Linked DNA regions of Homo sapiens: region 1 is linked to region 2. Evidence: chromatin loops called from intact Hi-C (ENCODE). Cell type or tissue: upper lobe of right lung. All regions are shown on one strand.

The links. Peaks named below come from ENCODE experiments on the same cell type or tissue, not always from the same donor. Only the 100,000 strongest peaks of a DNase experiment are listed, where the experiment ranks them.
Region 1: it touches region 2 in a loop (4-fold over the local background); 20 of 110 quality-filtered maps call a loop at or near these places.

The regions. Positions count from the first base shown.
Region 1 is chrX:71,381,345-71,389,344 of GRCh38, reverse strand. TAF1 (TATA-box binding protein associated factor 1) reads right to left here. Exons shown (of 38, transcript NM_004606.5): 9 at 7,426-7,602; 10 at 6,682-6,809; 11 at 6,477-6,584; 12 at 6,181-6,354; 13 at 5,210-5,383; 14 at 4,296-4,400; 15 at 1,884-2,084; 16 at 967-1,108; 17 at 477-607. Among named protein-coding and RNA genes, the nearest start is that of TAF1, 19 kb to the right of the region's middle. In upper lobe of right lung, no CTCF peak of the experiment used is centred here; no DNase peak of the experiment used is centred here.
Region 2 is chrX:71,567,731-71,575,730 of GRCh38, reverse strand. It overlaps OGT (O-linked N-acetylglucosamine (GlcNAc) transferase), which reads right to left. Exons shown (of 22, transcript NM_181672.3): 20 at 7,979-8,000; 21 at 7,615-7,738; 22 at 1-2,111. The coding sequence ends at 1,937. Among named protein-coding and RNA genes, the nearest start is that of GCNA, 6.7 kb to the left of the region's middle. In upper lobe of right lung, no CTCF peak of the experiment used is centred here; a DNase peak (open chromatin) is centred at 4,130.

The DNA.
Region 1 (8,000 bases), 190 kb after region 2:
TGCTCAATAACTGAGTCTCATTAACTCAGTGGGACAGAGCTGTGCTGTCACACCTCAGCTGGACCTTTTCTCTTTTGGCCTTATAAGAATTCTGTGCTTCTCTAAACCACACATTCAGCACCATCATCATCTCTGCCTACCTGAGAGGCTGACAAGTACTTTCCCTGCTTATATGCTTATCTTGCAAAGAAGAGATTAAAGTCACCCAGTCACCATTTTCAAAGCAAAACAATATGCCCAAAGTTCCTCATTATGCCTTCCCACTGATACTTAGCTACACTATAGTTTTTCTCCAGAACTGATGTACGTAGAAGTACTTTATACAAATTGAACTTTTTAGTAATTGGTAATAATCTAGTAAACCATCCTCCCTAAGCCAGTCAGAGAAAGAATCTTCTCTCTCATCTCTCTGGGGGGAAGAAAAAAAAAAACAAAAAACCACAGGCATAAGTGGTGTCTAAGAGGAAGGTGTTCACCTTCAGTCGTTGCTCTGCAGCTATCATGCTATAATAAGCACAGCACTGCTCTGGTGACACCATAGCTCTGATCTCTTCTTCCGTTGGTAAACGAAAATCAGACTTAAGCACCCACCAGTTTGAGTCCATCCCTGGAAAAGACATATACATAGAGAATGAGACCATTCTGAATTCCAAAGGCCCTGATATTTATTGACAGCAACAGGGACAGCAAACCAAAACTGTAACAGGCCTAGCCACAGTTGGCATGACTGGCCAAGAAAACCCCAGCTGCTAAGTTTCCTACAACTCATAGAAGATATCCAACAATCACATTAAACTTCCTGGCAGCCAAATTCAAAAAAGCAACCAGAGTGTTAGAAGATCTGCTACCTCCTTTCAACAGCCATCAATTTCTATTTTATTAACTATATGCTTATCCTTTAACTCAAAGCCATCAAAATTCTTTTCTTGGAAAAAGGCAGACAAATAACTAGTCACAACAGACGACCTGTGCGTTTGAAGTCAGCGCAGAGCTTTAGCCTCTTCCGGATGCTGCTTTCTGAATGGGAAGGAAAGGCTTTTTTTATATCTTCCATTCGTATCCTCCGTGGCCGATCTTTACTTTTCCAGAAAAGGCGGTAAATAAAAACCTGCCCAACAAACCAAGTGTATTTTATTTGGCAAAGAAAAGGATAAAAGTCCTCACTAGGGCCTCTTCCTTTGCTAAGCTCTAATGTATTTTCATCTTTCCCGATGTGCTCCCAAACCCACACAGCCTACTTTTTCTGAGACGGAGTCTCGCTCTGTCACCCAGAGTAGAGTGCAGTGCCTTGATCTCAGCTCACTGCAACCTCTGCCTCCCGGGCTCCAGTGATTTTCCTGCCTCAGCCTCCAGAGTAGCTGGGACCATAGGCGTGCGCCACCATGCCTGGCTAAATTTTTTTTTTTTTTTTGAGACTGAGTTTCACTCTTGTTGCCCAGGCTGGAGTGCAGTGGTGCGATCTCGGCTCACTGCAACCTCCGCCTCCTAGGTTCAAGCGATTCTCCTGCCTCAGCCTCCTGAGTAGCTGGGATTACAGGCATGTGCCACCACGCCTGGCTAATTTTGTATTTTTAGTAGAGACGGGGTTTCTCCATGTTGGTCAGGCTGGTCTCAAACTCCCAACCTCAGGTGATCCGCCCACCTCGGCCTTCCAAAGTGCTGGGATCACAGGCGTGAGCCACCACGCCCAGCTAATTTTTGTATTTTTAGTAGAGACAGGGTTTCACCATGATGGTCAGGCTGGTCTCGAACTCCTGACCTCAAGTGATCCATTCACCGCGGCCTCCCAAAGTGCTGGGATTACAGCCATGAGCCGCCATGCCCGGCCCCAACATACCCTTTCTGTATACAACCCAATCCCCTCCCTATCCTCCCATTCTTACCTGTAGAAAGTCTCGAATATGCGTATTGGCCCTTTTGGAGTTAGGCCCAGGAACTTCAAACAAGGGACACTGCTGGCCAACCACAAAAATATCCACTAATTCCCGAATATAGTAACCCTGTCTTGTCCGAATGATCAAGAAATCAGTTTCTGGCATCTTATGAAGATAAATTGGAGCACGAAAAAGGTTGTTCTCAAATGCCTAACAAAAGTAAAAACACAAAAATTATATACAGAGTAGCCCTAGGAAATTCAGTCAACTGCTGAGAAAGAAATACCAAGCTTATTGCTCTCCATCTTAATTACGCCATCTAAGGTCTATCCAGTAATACAAATAAATTAAAATATAGATTATCAAATGTGACTAAACAATTTTTCATCCACTATCTTTCAGAGTCAGTAGGGGAGAAAATACAGGATGTGAATTCAGATGATGCTAGCTCTGCCATTACCTCTATGATTTAACATGTCTATTTAAGCTATTTAACATGTCTAAGTTTAGTTTTCCTCATCTACAAAACAGAGATACTTAAAAATGCCTATACCTCACAGGACTGCTATGAAGATTACATATGAAAATCACTTCATAATGTACCAAGTACTATACTACTACCCTAGACCCCAGTGTAGCCCAACACACAACGTGTGAGAGCAACATTTGTTGAATAAATTATTAAACTAATTAAAAAACAAAACAACGCCGGGCACAGTGACTCATGCCTGTAATCTCAGCACTTTGGGAAGCCGAGGCAGGTAGATCACTTTACCTCAGGAGTTCAAGACCAGCCTCGGCAACATGACAAAACCCCATCTCTACAGAAAATACAATAATTAGCTGGATGTGGTGGCGTGCGCCTATTGTCCCATCTACTTGGGAGGCTGAGGTAGGAGGATGGCTTGAGCCCAGGAGGCAGAAGTTGCAGTGAGCCAAGATCGTGCCACTGCACTCCAGCCTGGGTCACAGAGCCAGACCCTATCTCCAAACAAATAAATCATAAAACAACCAATGAGGTAGAAAGAGTGCTAGACAGAATAGGCTGGGAAAAAACAAAAGGAAAACACAAGACAGTAGGACAGAGGACAGCTGAACAGAAACATTTGAGCCAGTTTAAGTAGAGGCAAGATAGGGATAAACTGTCACAAGAAGCCTGAGTCTAAGGAAAGCCTTCCCCGAAAATCAGAAGAGTAGACAGAAAGAGGGAAGACCATCACTGAGTGTGGAAAGAAAATTCTACATGTGAAATATAGGCAGAAAAAGAATTACAGAAGAATACAGAAAAAGATCTTTTTTTTTTTTTTTTGAGATGGAGTTTCGCTCTTGTTGCCCAGGCTGGAGTGCAATGGCGCGATCTCGGCTCACTGCAACCTCCACCTCCCGGGTTCAAGTGATTCTCCTGCCTCGGCCTCCCGAGTAGCTGGGATTACAGGCATGTGCCACCATGCCCGGCTAATTTTGTATTTTGAGTAGAGGCAGAGTTTCTCCATGTTGGTCAGACTGGTCTCGAACTCCTGACCTCAGGTGATTCGCCCACCTCGGCCTCCCAAAGTGCTGGGATTAACAGGCGTGAGCCACCACGCTCGGCCAGAAAAAGATCTTTAAGAGACTACAAAAGTAGCCACAAAAGAAGAGGCTGAATTGGTAGAAAACCTCAACAGAAAGTTCCAGGGAAAGGAGAAGAACAATACAAAGATGATACTAAACATCCGGTTAGCAATAGACTATGAATGTAAAGGATAAAGAAAAAAACTGAGCTTTGCAGATGCTTTAGGAGAATAAACAACAACAACAGTAGAATAAACTAGGTATAAGAGTAGGACAAATGGTTAAGATTGCCAAGAGAAATGAAATGGAGAAAAAAAACAAGATGGGAGAGTGCTAGAGATTTTCCACATCATTTGTGGACCATCATACTTCCCCCCTTGAATATATAAAAGCTGTTATAAGAGAGCCTCTTTACACCCATTAGAACAAAGGAGGGAAAAAAAAAGCATTTCACTATGGCTGGGGACTGTAGATGGCACAGTTCAGGTGTGGTTCAATATTCACAATAACCACAGCTAATGTGATCAAAATGTTATCAATTTTATACACAAAAATTAAATATTCATAAATTATAGTAAATTTATAGTAAATTCATCCTAGGTTGACTTCCTTATGCTTCCCAGATGTTACTGAGCTTACCAGTGTGTATTTTTAAAAACCTATTTTACATTTAGCCTGAGAATAACACAATTCACAGCCAGTTTTAAGAAAAAGATTTCTTTAAAACATTTTTGGATTATACTTATTTTCTTTGTACTTAAAATTAAAGCATCTCAATCAACTAGAATTATAATAGTTCTTTCTGAGCTGACTGGTTCCTCATTTATCAATTTCCTTAGTTAACAGTAAAAACAGGAAAGAATTCCTCACTTGCAGCAATTGGCCAGGATGGAGAGAACCCAGGAAAGGAGATGTATGGCAGTAAACAGTTTCCCCATATTTACAATCTGGTGCTCCAGGATCTTTTCCAGGTTTCTATAAGGAACACAGAAGACCCAGTTATTTAGAATATATCAATAATCCTACACAATATGACCATAGCACTTTACTAATACAGGTTGAGTATCCCTCATCCAAAATGCTTGTGACCAGAAGTGTTTCGGATTTTGGAATAGTTGCATTATACTTACCAGTTGGGCATCCCAAATCTGGAAATCCAAAATGCTCCAATGAGCATTTGAGTATCATCATAGTGCTCAAAAAGTTTAGGATTGGCCGGGCATGGTGGCTCATACCTGTATCTCAGCACTTTGGAAGGCCAAGACGGGCAGATCACGAGGTTAAGAGATCGAGACCATCCTGGCCAACATGATGAAACCCTGTCTCTACTAAAAATACAAAAATTAGCTGGGTGTGGTGGCACACGCCTGTAGTCCAGCTACTCAGGAGGCTGAGGCAGAAGAATTGCCCAAACCCAGGAGGTGGAGGTTGCAGTGAGTGGAGATCATGCCACTGCACTCCAGCCTGGCAAAAGAGCAAGATTCAGTCTCAAAAAAAAAAAAAAAGTTTTGGATTTTGATTTCGAATTTTGAGATTTGAGATGCTCAACATGTTATAACTACAAAAAAAGGTACCACTCCTTTCTCCCAAGAAATTTATGGTATATGTTCACAGATTACCAGTAGATCTCTAACTACAGCTACGTTAATAATAAAAAATTTGTATGTAAGTTTGCAGTTTGTCTCACTACAGCTATGTTAATAACAAAAAGTTTGTACATAAAAGTTTATGGAAGCATAAGCAGAATTATGTATGGGAAAAAAATTTTCTGAGCAGAGACTCACCCGTTTATAATAGTTCTTTATCTTGGTTGCCATGCCAACCTGCATCATTAAGGGTCCATTTTCCTCACTATATTCTGCAAGAATAAGATCACCATCTTTGCCTGTGAGGTCCTGAGGTGTGCGCATAAAAAACATCTCTCCACCACCTGAAGCTTGCCTCTCTTGTTCTCTCATCTGTCCAGAACAAAGAAAATACCATCTAGCTCCTGACAGGACACTACTACACACAATGACGTTGTTCAATCTGAGACAAACACACCAAAAACATTTTACCTATTTTCCAATTTCATAATCAAAATTTTCAAACATACTGTAAAGTTCAAAGAATAGTACAGTCGGCCCTCCATATCCATGTATGGGTTCTGCATCCGTGATTTCAACCAACCATAGATAGAAAATATTCAGAAAATACAAGTGCATCTGTGCTGAACAGGTACAGACTTTTCTTGTCATTATTCCCTAACCAATAACAGTGTTAACAACTATTCACATAGCATTTACATTGGAGTAGGTATTATAAGTAATCTAGAGGTGATTTAAACTATAGGAGAGGATGTGCATAGGTTATGTGCAAATATTATGCTATTTTATCAGAAACTGGAACATCTAAAGATTTTGGTATCCAGAGAAGGTCCTAGAACCAATCTCCCAGAGATAACGAAGGACGACTGTACTATGAACACTTATTATCCCACGTCGCTGTTTATATTTCGCCATTTTTTTAAACTTTTATCTTTCTATAGACTTTGCTGGACAGTTTTTGAAAGATGCAGTCATTCTGACACCTCACCTTTAAATATTTTCACATGCATCACCTAACAATAAAGACATTCTCCTAAATAACCAAAATAACATTCTATCACATCTGAGAAAATAACCAATTCCCTAATACAATCTAATACCTGGTACATTCCCTTAATTTATACCCCAATATCCTTTATAGCTGTTTTCTAACCAGAATTCAATTATACCTTGGCCTTTTTTTTGATGTGCTTTAGCAAAGGTTGGACTGAGTGGGGACCTGGCTGAGAAAGTGCACCAAATGAGTACTTTTTCAGAGGTGGGCGATGGAACTGCCGGAGTTTGATGGGCCCCATGTGGGTGGGAAAGAAGGGCTGCCGTAATTCCACAGCAGGAATTGAATGCTAAAACAGGAAATAGAAGGGTTAAAATTAGCTAATTCCATCCTAAGCAAGATTTTCCCATATCCTCCGTCAGAACAAAGCCATGGGGTTCTCCTCTATCACAGAAAAGACACTATTTGTACCTGGATAATATTCCCTCCAAAGGTGCCTCGAAGACCCTGTTGCTTGGGATAATAATACTCATCATTGGAGAGATTCCATGGATCTTTCACTTCTGGCTGAGACATGTTCTAATGATAGATAATCAAACAAATCTCGGTCAGACTATCCTTCTCTATTACCTTTCTTTGTTCTTCTAAACACCAAGCCCCTTTTTTCTTCACACACCTGCTGTGGTTCCTCCTTGATGACTCCTGTTTTCCCTAAGAGAATTCGACTCTTCTTCAGAGATGATTCCTTCTTACTCTCCTTGGAGGGGGAGTTAGAGGTGGCCTCTTCCTTCTCATCAGGAATTTCTGAGAATAAAACAAAAATCACTTGAGTTGCTCTCCCTGAAGATTCACCTTTCCTACAGACAAGTATCCAGTTTTCTTCTTTAAGGTGACGGATGTTCCAGTGAAGGTCTTAACTAGACCTTTCATCCCACCCCCCCCCAGGTAACTTCTAGTCCACGATTTACTAACTGAACTACACCTGTATCTTTTCATCCCATCCCAAATCACTTCTAGTACATGATTCACTAAGTGAACTACACGCTTGACATCTCAAAGGTACTACTTTCCGACAGTCCTACATGAGTTTTCCCTAGGGAATACACAAATAATAAAAACTAACTGCCACAATTTTGCTCTCTCAAACTGCTACCTAGAAGTTTCGAGTCCATGATTCACTAACGGAACAAACTATGCTCTTGACATCTCAAAGTTGCAACTTTCCAACATTCCTACGTGAGTGTTCCCTAAGCATATACACAAATAATATAAACTAACAGCCAAAACTTCGCTCTCTCAAGCCGCTACCTACAGGTTTCTAGTCCTAATCATCTCCAACCCTTCTGATTTCCTCCTGCCCGTTGACATTAACAGCAAGTTTTCAAAGGAGAAGAAACACTGGCCTCTGCCAGTAATATACCCAAAATGAGGTTCTCATCATTGGGATCAAGTGTCAAAACAGGAGGTTCCAACAGCCGGGGCATGGCCTGAGCATCCCAAATGATATTGTCCTCCCAGCGTCCATATACCAGATCCTCATTGTCAATGGGAAAAATGGAGTACCAAGGTTTGTCATCATCAAGAGTGGCTGCAAAACCTAGTCAAAGTGCAAGGAGGAAATAGTAACAGAGAAAACATTTATGCCCCTTTCAATCAAGATTCTGGCAAAGATAAAAAGAGTTACTCATGTTAGTAGAGCGAGTTAGTGGAGTTATTCATGTGTCCACTGAAAAGGAACCTACACAGTGTATTTCTCACTTTAAAATAATGTTGCAGGCTCAGCACGGTGGCTCACACCTGTAATCACAGCATTTTGGGAGGCCGAGGCAGGTGGATCACTTCAGGTCAGGAGTTCAAGACCAACCTGACCAACATTGAGAAGCCCCATCTTTACAAAAAATACAAAAATTAGCTGGGTGTGGTGGCACATGCCTGTAATCCCAGCTACTCAGGAGGCTGAGGCAGGAGAATCACCTGAGCCCAGGAGGCAGAGAT
Region 2 (8,000 bases):
ACATATTACCTGGAAATAAAAGCCTGTTACAATAAGCAAAGCTTCAACCAGAGCGGCTACTTTTCGTGCCAGGAAAAAGTTCATCCCTATAGGAGGAATGATGTGCTATGTAAAATGGCTGTAAGGTCACAGCCTTGAGGGCATTGGAAGTATATTATCCTATTCCACATTAAGTATTTCAGCGAATTTCAAACATCAGTTTATCTGCAACCATGCTGGCAACCTTTAACTGATATTTCAATCAACCGGTAAAAAATAAATTAAGAAATCCCTTCACGGATATTCCGTGATTTACACTGTTAAAAGGTACACTGTTCATTAACATGTAATTCTGGTTCAGAATTACCTTTGAGACTCCTTGCTCAAAATTTGGTTAACAGTAAGAATCTTCCAGAAATTCAAGTTCTTATTAATCAATAATTTGTCAGCTAGGATACATTCAGGCATCAGCTGCAACTACAGAATAGGTGCACAGCCTCAGCGCTTTGGAAAGACATAATCTAGAACACTACTAGCAGACAAAAAATTACCTGCAACTGGATAGCGTAAGTGCAGTATAGCGAGACAAAACATATATTCATATGTTGGCTTGTTTAAGCCTCAAACCCTCGACCCTTTGTTGAGATCCCATAATTTTATTCCTATGATTTTAATAACTCAAGTTCCAGGAGGACTATAAGTCTAATTTGTACTCCAAACCAAACAGCAGTGCAGTTCGCTACTACTGAGGCTGAATCTGTACAGACTTCAAGACCAAGTCCAGAAGACAGTTATTATCTAAAAAATAATTACTTGAATACATAGATGATCCTTCAGAGATTTTACCTATAACCTATTTCTTGATGAAGGTTATTTAATGCACTGGAGATAACTGTGACTTACTGATCAAATACTTGAATACTTATACTTACCTGGGATTTCATTTCTGCTGAAAGAAATAGGAAGAACAGGACTCACTTAAAAAAAAAAAAAAAAAACTTTAGAAAGGAAGGTAAAAATCTTACACACACTATCACTTTTGGAAGCAGCATAGAAGGGGCAGTCAAGGGTAAAACACTGGTGAAACAGGTCAAAATTAGGAAAAAAAAAAAAACTATATTATTATCAATGACAGTACCACAACTGTGCCCTTGATAATTAGTAATCACTCCTAAAAATCTTCATTTGGCACCAGATGGTGTGTTTAAAACACCCTAGGATGTTTTGAATCAGGCTTGATTTTGTTAGTTGAGTTACAGGAGAATTTTAAGGGTGAGGGTATGGGGGTCAGGGAAGAAAAGGAAATGGGAAATGGACCAGAAAAAATCTTGAGTCATCATCTAAATCAACAAAGCACTGATAGCTCCAAATATTAGGTCAGACACTAAAACGACTGATATAGGCTCAAGTGGTTTATAAAACCTATAAAAAGACTACACCAGCAAAGTCCCTGTCAATCTGTCAGAGTTCAGAAACTAAAACAGGGAGTAACATTTTAGCTTAAAACCTTATCTCAAGAGAATCATATACACTTCACATGAATAAAAATACCTGAAACCAAACATTTTTAAAAGCTCCAGTACCCAAAATATAAAGAAAAAAAAATCCAGAAGACTGAATCAATCCATGGAATCACAAAGCGGCCGGACAATCTATATCTCCCCTCCACACTAACCATCCCATGGAAGACCAAGGGAGATCAGACCTTCCAGACCTATGCACCATCTGGTCGCCGCAAAATTCTACGGAGATTCCTTGTGGAAAAGCAGTTTCCCATCTTTTGTGTCTCTCCCTACCATGCAGGAAGCAAGTCTGGCTGTGCTATTCTATTACCATTATATATCACCCATCTGCAACAAGGTACTGTACAGACAAGTAAGAAGTATGTTATCTAGTTCCCTTTCCCCCAGAAGGTTGAGGCTCAGGTATAGGGGTAATTCTCCTGTGCAGTCTTTATTTATGCTGACTCAGTGACTTCAACAGGCTTAATCATGTGGTCAGGTTTGTTGCCAGCTGCATAATGCTCCCACATCTGTAGATAGAGCCGCTCTAGTTCCATTGTGTATTGTTTGGTGTTGAACAGAGGGCTAGATATTCTTTGCTTCCAGACTTTGCCACGAACTTTCTTCAGGCTGGGTAATAAAAAACAAGAACCCAGTTTACAAATCAGAGCAGAAACTCAGAAACACACCCTATAAATACCTAGTCGCATTTGTGGCAAAAAATGCATGACCAAACTCTACGCTATCTCATTTCTTGATTGGCTTCGTGCTAAAAAGGGAAGGGTCACATCTTGCATAATGCTAACACTGAAATGAGCTCAACTCCATATACTCTGAAAAAACTTAGTTCTTTCCTAAACAAGTATATCCAAGGGATACCACGCGTTCTCCATTTCGTCTTGTTTCTACCTTTAAAATAACAAGAATTGACAACGGCACATGACTATTCCTATGTACTGTTGCTTACCTTTTTGGTAAGCAATTTAGCAAGTATGTATTAACCTTAAATGTTCATAACCCTCTGGCCTAACAGTAACACTTTAAAATCTATTAAAAAGAAATAATCAGATGCAAAAACATACAGGACCATGCAAAGATATTCATTGAAGCATCATTTACAAAAGTTAAAGCATAAACATAAGATGAAGTATTCGATTTATGGTCATTTTGATGAAACAGAAAACCACTCAAGGGGAAAAGAAATACAATAAGTCTACTCTCGTAATTTTCCACTTGTACCTGAACTGAGTTCAGATTTTTAAAAATTGCTAATATCACCAAGAGTATGGTTCTGTTCAGAAAAATAAAAAAGAAGTAATTGATTCTTCAGGAAACACAGGGGAAAAGATTTCTACTTCCCTTTTGAATATATTTTTCATGAGATTATTCTTAGATGAAGGGATAAATACTTTAGAACCAGAAGCCAGAACATTTCTGTGCATTTTTAAAAGCAATAATTTTTATTTATTTTCTTTTAATTTTTGAAATAGAGTCTCACTCTGTTGCCCAGGCTGGAGTGCAATGGAACGATGATGGCTCACTGCAGACTGAACCTCCTTAGCTCAAGCAATCCTCCTGCCCCAGCCTCCCGGGAAGCTGAGACTACAGGCACGCATCACCACACTCAGCTATTTTTGTATTTTTTGTAGAGATGGGGTCTCGCCATGTTGTCCAGGCTGGTCTCGAACTCCTGGGCTCAAGCAATCCTCCTCCCTCAGCCTCTTAAAGCGCCGGGATTATAGGCATGCGCCACCACGCCCAACTTTGTTTTAATGTTTGTTGTGACAGAAGCAGTAAAATGGTTGTGCATATCTGTTGGTCTCAATACAACCATGTCCATATTAATGCTACCCTCCAAAGAGAAAGACCTGTGCACTCTATTTTTTTAAAATTCTATGCCAATAGGAAAATAAACTGTAGTGCATTCATACAGTGAAATACTACTCAGCAAAAGAAATAAACTTGATGAAAGAAGCCTTTAGAGTGCATATTGACATAGTTCCATTTGGATAAAATTCTAGAAAAGCAAAACTAATTTATGGAAGGGAAAAAAACCCTCCAGAACAGTGGTTGTCTCTGGGGGTTGGTGAAAAAGACTGACTGATAAGGAGCATGAAGAAACTCTCTGGAGTGATAATGTTTTTTGTCTTCATAGGAATTTGGGTTACAAAGGTATTTCTCGGTTGGGCACTGTGGCTCACACCTGTAATCCCAGCACTTTGGGAGGCCGAGGCAGGTGGATCACAAGGTCAGGAGATCAAGACCATCCTGGCTAACACGGTGAAACCCCATCTCTACTAAAAATATGAAAAATTAGCCGGGTGTGGTGGTACGTGCCTGTAGTCCCAGCTACTCAAGAGGCTGAGGCAGGAGAATCGCTTGAACCCAGGAGGCAGAGGCTGCAGTGAGCCAAGATCACACCACTGCACTCCAACTTGGGCGACAGAGCAAGACTCCGTTTCAAAACGAAAAAAAAAAGGGTTATTTCTCAAAACTCACTGAATATTTGTGTATTTCACTGTATATAACTTCCGCCTCAAAAGAAAAAAATGGCCAGGCGCAGTGGCTCACGCCTGTAATCCCAACACTTCAGGAGGCCAAGGCAGGTGGATCACTTGAGGTCAGGAGTTTGAGACCAGCCTGGGCAACCTGCCAAAACCCTGCCTCTACTAAAAATACAAAAATTAGCTAGGTGTGGTGGCTCATGCTTGTATTTCCAGCTATTCAGGAGTTTGAGGGGAAGACTGCTTGAGCCCGGGAGGCGGAAGTTGCAGTGAGCGGAGATCGTATCACTGTACTCCAGCCTGGGAAACAGAGGGAGACCCTACCTCAAAAAAATATATGTGTACTGAACTCCAGTTAATGACAGCCAATCTTAAGTATTTAAGGAGAAGTGTACTGATGTCTGCAATTTATTTCAAAATGTGTCCAATAAGATGGATTGGCAGATGAATAAAGGGAATAAATGGATGAATAGATATGTAATAAAGCAAGAATAGTAAAATGCTAATGGTAGATTCTAAGCAGTAGGTATAGATGTGTTTATTATAAAATTAAAAATTTTGAGAACAAAAATGTTGAGGAAAAGCATTGTATGAACCAAACTAAGTACCAAAGAGTCTAATAAAAATTTTAAAATGCACCACAGGCTGGGTGCAGTGTCTCACGCGCCTGTAATCCCGCCACTTTGGGAGGCCGAGGTGGGTGGACTGCTTGGGCCCAGGAGTTACCAGCCTGGGCAATATTGGTGAGACCCTGTCTCCACAAAATATTAAATTAAAAAAAAAAAAAAGCCAGGCATGGTGGCATGTGCCTGTAGTCCCAGCTACTGGAAGGCTAAGGTGGGAGGATCACTCGATCCCAGGAGGCAGAGGTTGCAGTGAGCCGTGATCATGCCACTGCACTCCAGCCTGAGTTAACAGAGTGAGACCCTGTCTGAAAATAAAACGCACTACATTTTTTACTATAGTTATCTCTGGGCTAATGGACATGAATCTTATTTTTTTTTTAATGCCTGGGTTCAAATTTCTCACTTTTCTTAGACGTATGTGATGTTCTATGGAGGAAATTCTGAAAATAATAAGTAGCTAACATCTGCTGAATGTTTACCAGATACCAACAACTATTCTAAGTACTTTACATGGAATGCCTTTTTTAATCCTCACATCATCTCTGCAAAGTAGGCACTAGCATTATGCTCCATTTTGCAGAAGAAGAAACCAAGGCACAACACAGAGATTTATTTGCCCAAAGTCTCAAAACTCATAAGTAGGAGAGCTTGGGTTCACTCAGGTAGTCTGACTCAAAAAGTATGTTTCTTTAATTATTATGTAATATGCTACTTCTCAGAAAAACACAAAGAAAAAACATCACCCATTATACCGAAAGAAAAACCTCATTTAAGAAATACCCGTCAGGCACGGTGGCTTATGCCTGTAATCCCAGCACTTTGGGAGGCCAAGGTGGGTGGATCACGAGGTCAGGAGTTCGAGACCAGCCTGGCCAGCATAGTGAAATCCAGCCTCCACTAAAAATACAAAAATTAGCTGGATGTGGTGGTGGATGCCTGTAATCCCAGCTACTCAGGAGGCTGAGGCAGGAGAATCGCTTGAACCCGGGAGGCAGAGGTTGCAGTGAGCCGAGATCGTGCCATTGCACTTCAGCCCGGGCAACAGTGCGAGGCTGTCTCCAAAAAAAAAAAAAAAAAAAAAAAAAACGCCAGGCACAGTGGCTCACTCCTGTAATCGCAGCACTTTGGGAGGCCAAGGTGGGTGGATCACGAGGTCAGGAGTTCAAGACCAGCCTGGCCAACATGGTGAAACCCCGTCTCTACTAAAAATACAAAAATTAGCCGGGCGTGGTGGCGTGCACCTGTAGTCCCAGCTACTCGGGAGGCTGAAGCAGGAGAATTGCTTGAACCCGGGAGGTGGAGGTTGCAGTGAGCCGAGATCGCGCCACTGCACTCCAGCCTGGGCGACAGAGCGAGACTCCGTCCAGAAAAAAAAAAGGAAAAGAAAAAAGAAATATCCAGCCTGGGCAACATATTGAAACTTAATCTCTACAAAAAAATTTAAAAATTAGCCAGGCATGGGACATGGTGGCATGTACCTATAGTCCTATGGTCCCTGCTACTCAGGTGGCTGAGGTGGGAGGATCACCTGAGCCCAGGACGTGGAGGCTGCAGTGAGCCAAGATCACCCCACTGCATTCCAACCTAGGCAACAGAGTAAAATCCTATCTCAAAAAAAATAAAAGAATGAAAGAAATACTAGTTTATTGTATGGATAAATCCTCCTCATCTAAGCATCACCCCTCTAATTCCTACTCATTTTCAGGCATTTAAGTTATGCTTTGTTTATTTCTTACACCGACCGTAGTGAAGAAGTGACAGTATTAGGGTCAAAGATCTAACTTTTTCTTTTGAGACAGAGTCTCGCTCTGTTGCCCAGGCTGGAGTGCAGTGACGCAATCTCAGCTCACTGCAAGCTCCGTCTCCTGGGCTCATGCCATTCTCCTGCCTCAGCCTCCCAAGTAGCTGGGACTACAGACGCCCGCCACCATGCCTGGCTAATTTTTTGTATTTTTAGTAGAGGGGGGTTTCACCGTGTTAGCCAGGATGGTCTCCATCTCCTGACCTCGTGATCCGCCCACCTCGCCCTCCCAAAGTGCTGGGATTACAGGCGTGAGCCACCGCACCTGGCCCAAAGATCTAACTTTTAAGGCTCTAAAAACTCTGAGGAAGGGCTGTACCAATTTATTCACCAATGCATAAAAAGGCTAGTCCTCAATGCTACCTCACTGATACAAAAAATCTTTTTATTGTATAGGCAAATAATGGATATACCTCAGGTTCTTTTTTTGGTTTTTTTTGTTTGTTTGGTTTTTTTTTTGTTTGTTTGTTTTTGTTTTTGTTTTTGTTTTTGAGATAGAGTCTCACTATGTCACCCAGGCTGGAGTGCAATGGTGCGATCTCGGCTCACTGCAACCTCTGCCTCCCGGGTTCAAGCGATTCTCCTGCCTCAGCCTCCTGAGTAGCTGGGACTACAGGCACATGCCACCACACCCAACTAATTTTTGTATTTTTAGTAGAAACAGGGTTTCACCATGTTGGCCAGGCTGGTCTCGAACTCCTGATCTCAAGTGATCCGCCCGCCTAAGCCTCCCAAAGTGCTGAGATTACAGGCATAAGCCACCACACCCAGCCTCAATTCCATTTTAATTGGCATTTCTACTACAGAGCCTGAAACACTTTCTTGTTAACCTTTTGTATTTCCACTTCAGTGAGGTGTCTGGTCATTTCCATTTTTACTTTCCTATTAGGGGATTATAAAATTTAAATGTTCTGCAGTCTTTACATTGCCAGGTAATTAATACTTTGTTATCTGAGACAAAAGATTTTTTCCCCTCGTTTGCTTTTTAATTTTCTTGAATATTTTTTATTCAGCCATTTACTTTTTACATAGTAAAACCTATTGATCACTTCATTTCTAAGAGTTTAGAAGTACTTCTCCCATCCAGAGGGCATACAACTAGTTCACCTATTTTATATTACACTTATTTTATGGTTTCATTTTATAACAGCTATATTCTCTCTACTTTACCAAATAATTTGTTCAAGGAAAAGTTTACTTACTATTCTAGATCAGTTCCCAGCTTCACAGCTATGTCTTCATATTCTTGTCTGTTTTTAGCAATAAGCTCAAGACAACCTAAGCAAGTGAGCTGGGATGCTGCAACTCGAGAAGCAAGAGTCTCTCCTGTAATACAAAAGATAACAACTGCACATCTGAGAACGTAAAACAGCACAGAGTTAATGTTATTTATGTTAAGCCTCCACACAACGCAGATGAAGAGAATGAAGTGAGAACAAGTCTCACTTTCTATCACCTTTCCTTTAATGTTGCTCCTAGTACATATAATTTCACCTGGAAGTTTCTCCCCCAAACGGAGATTTTCAAAGGAACAAGGAAGATTCCAGTGATTTATCAGCAACTTACCTGGCATAGTCACCATGGGGGT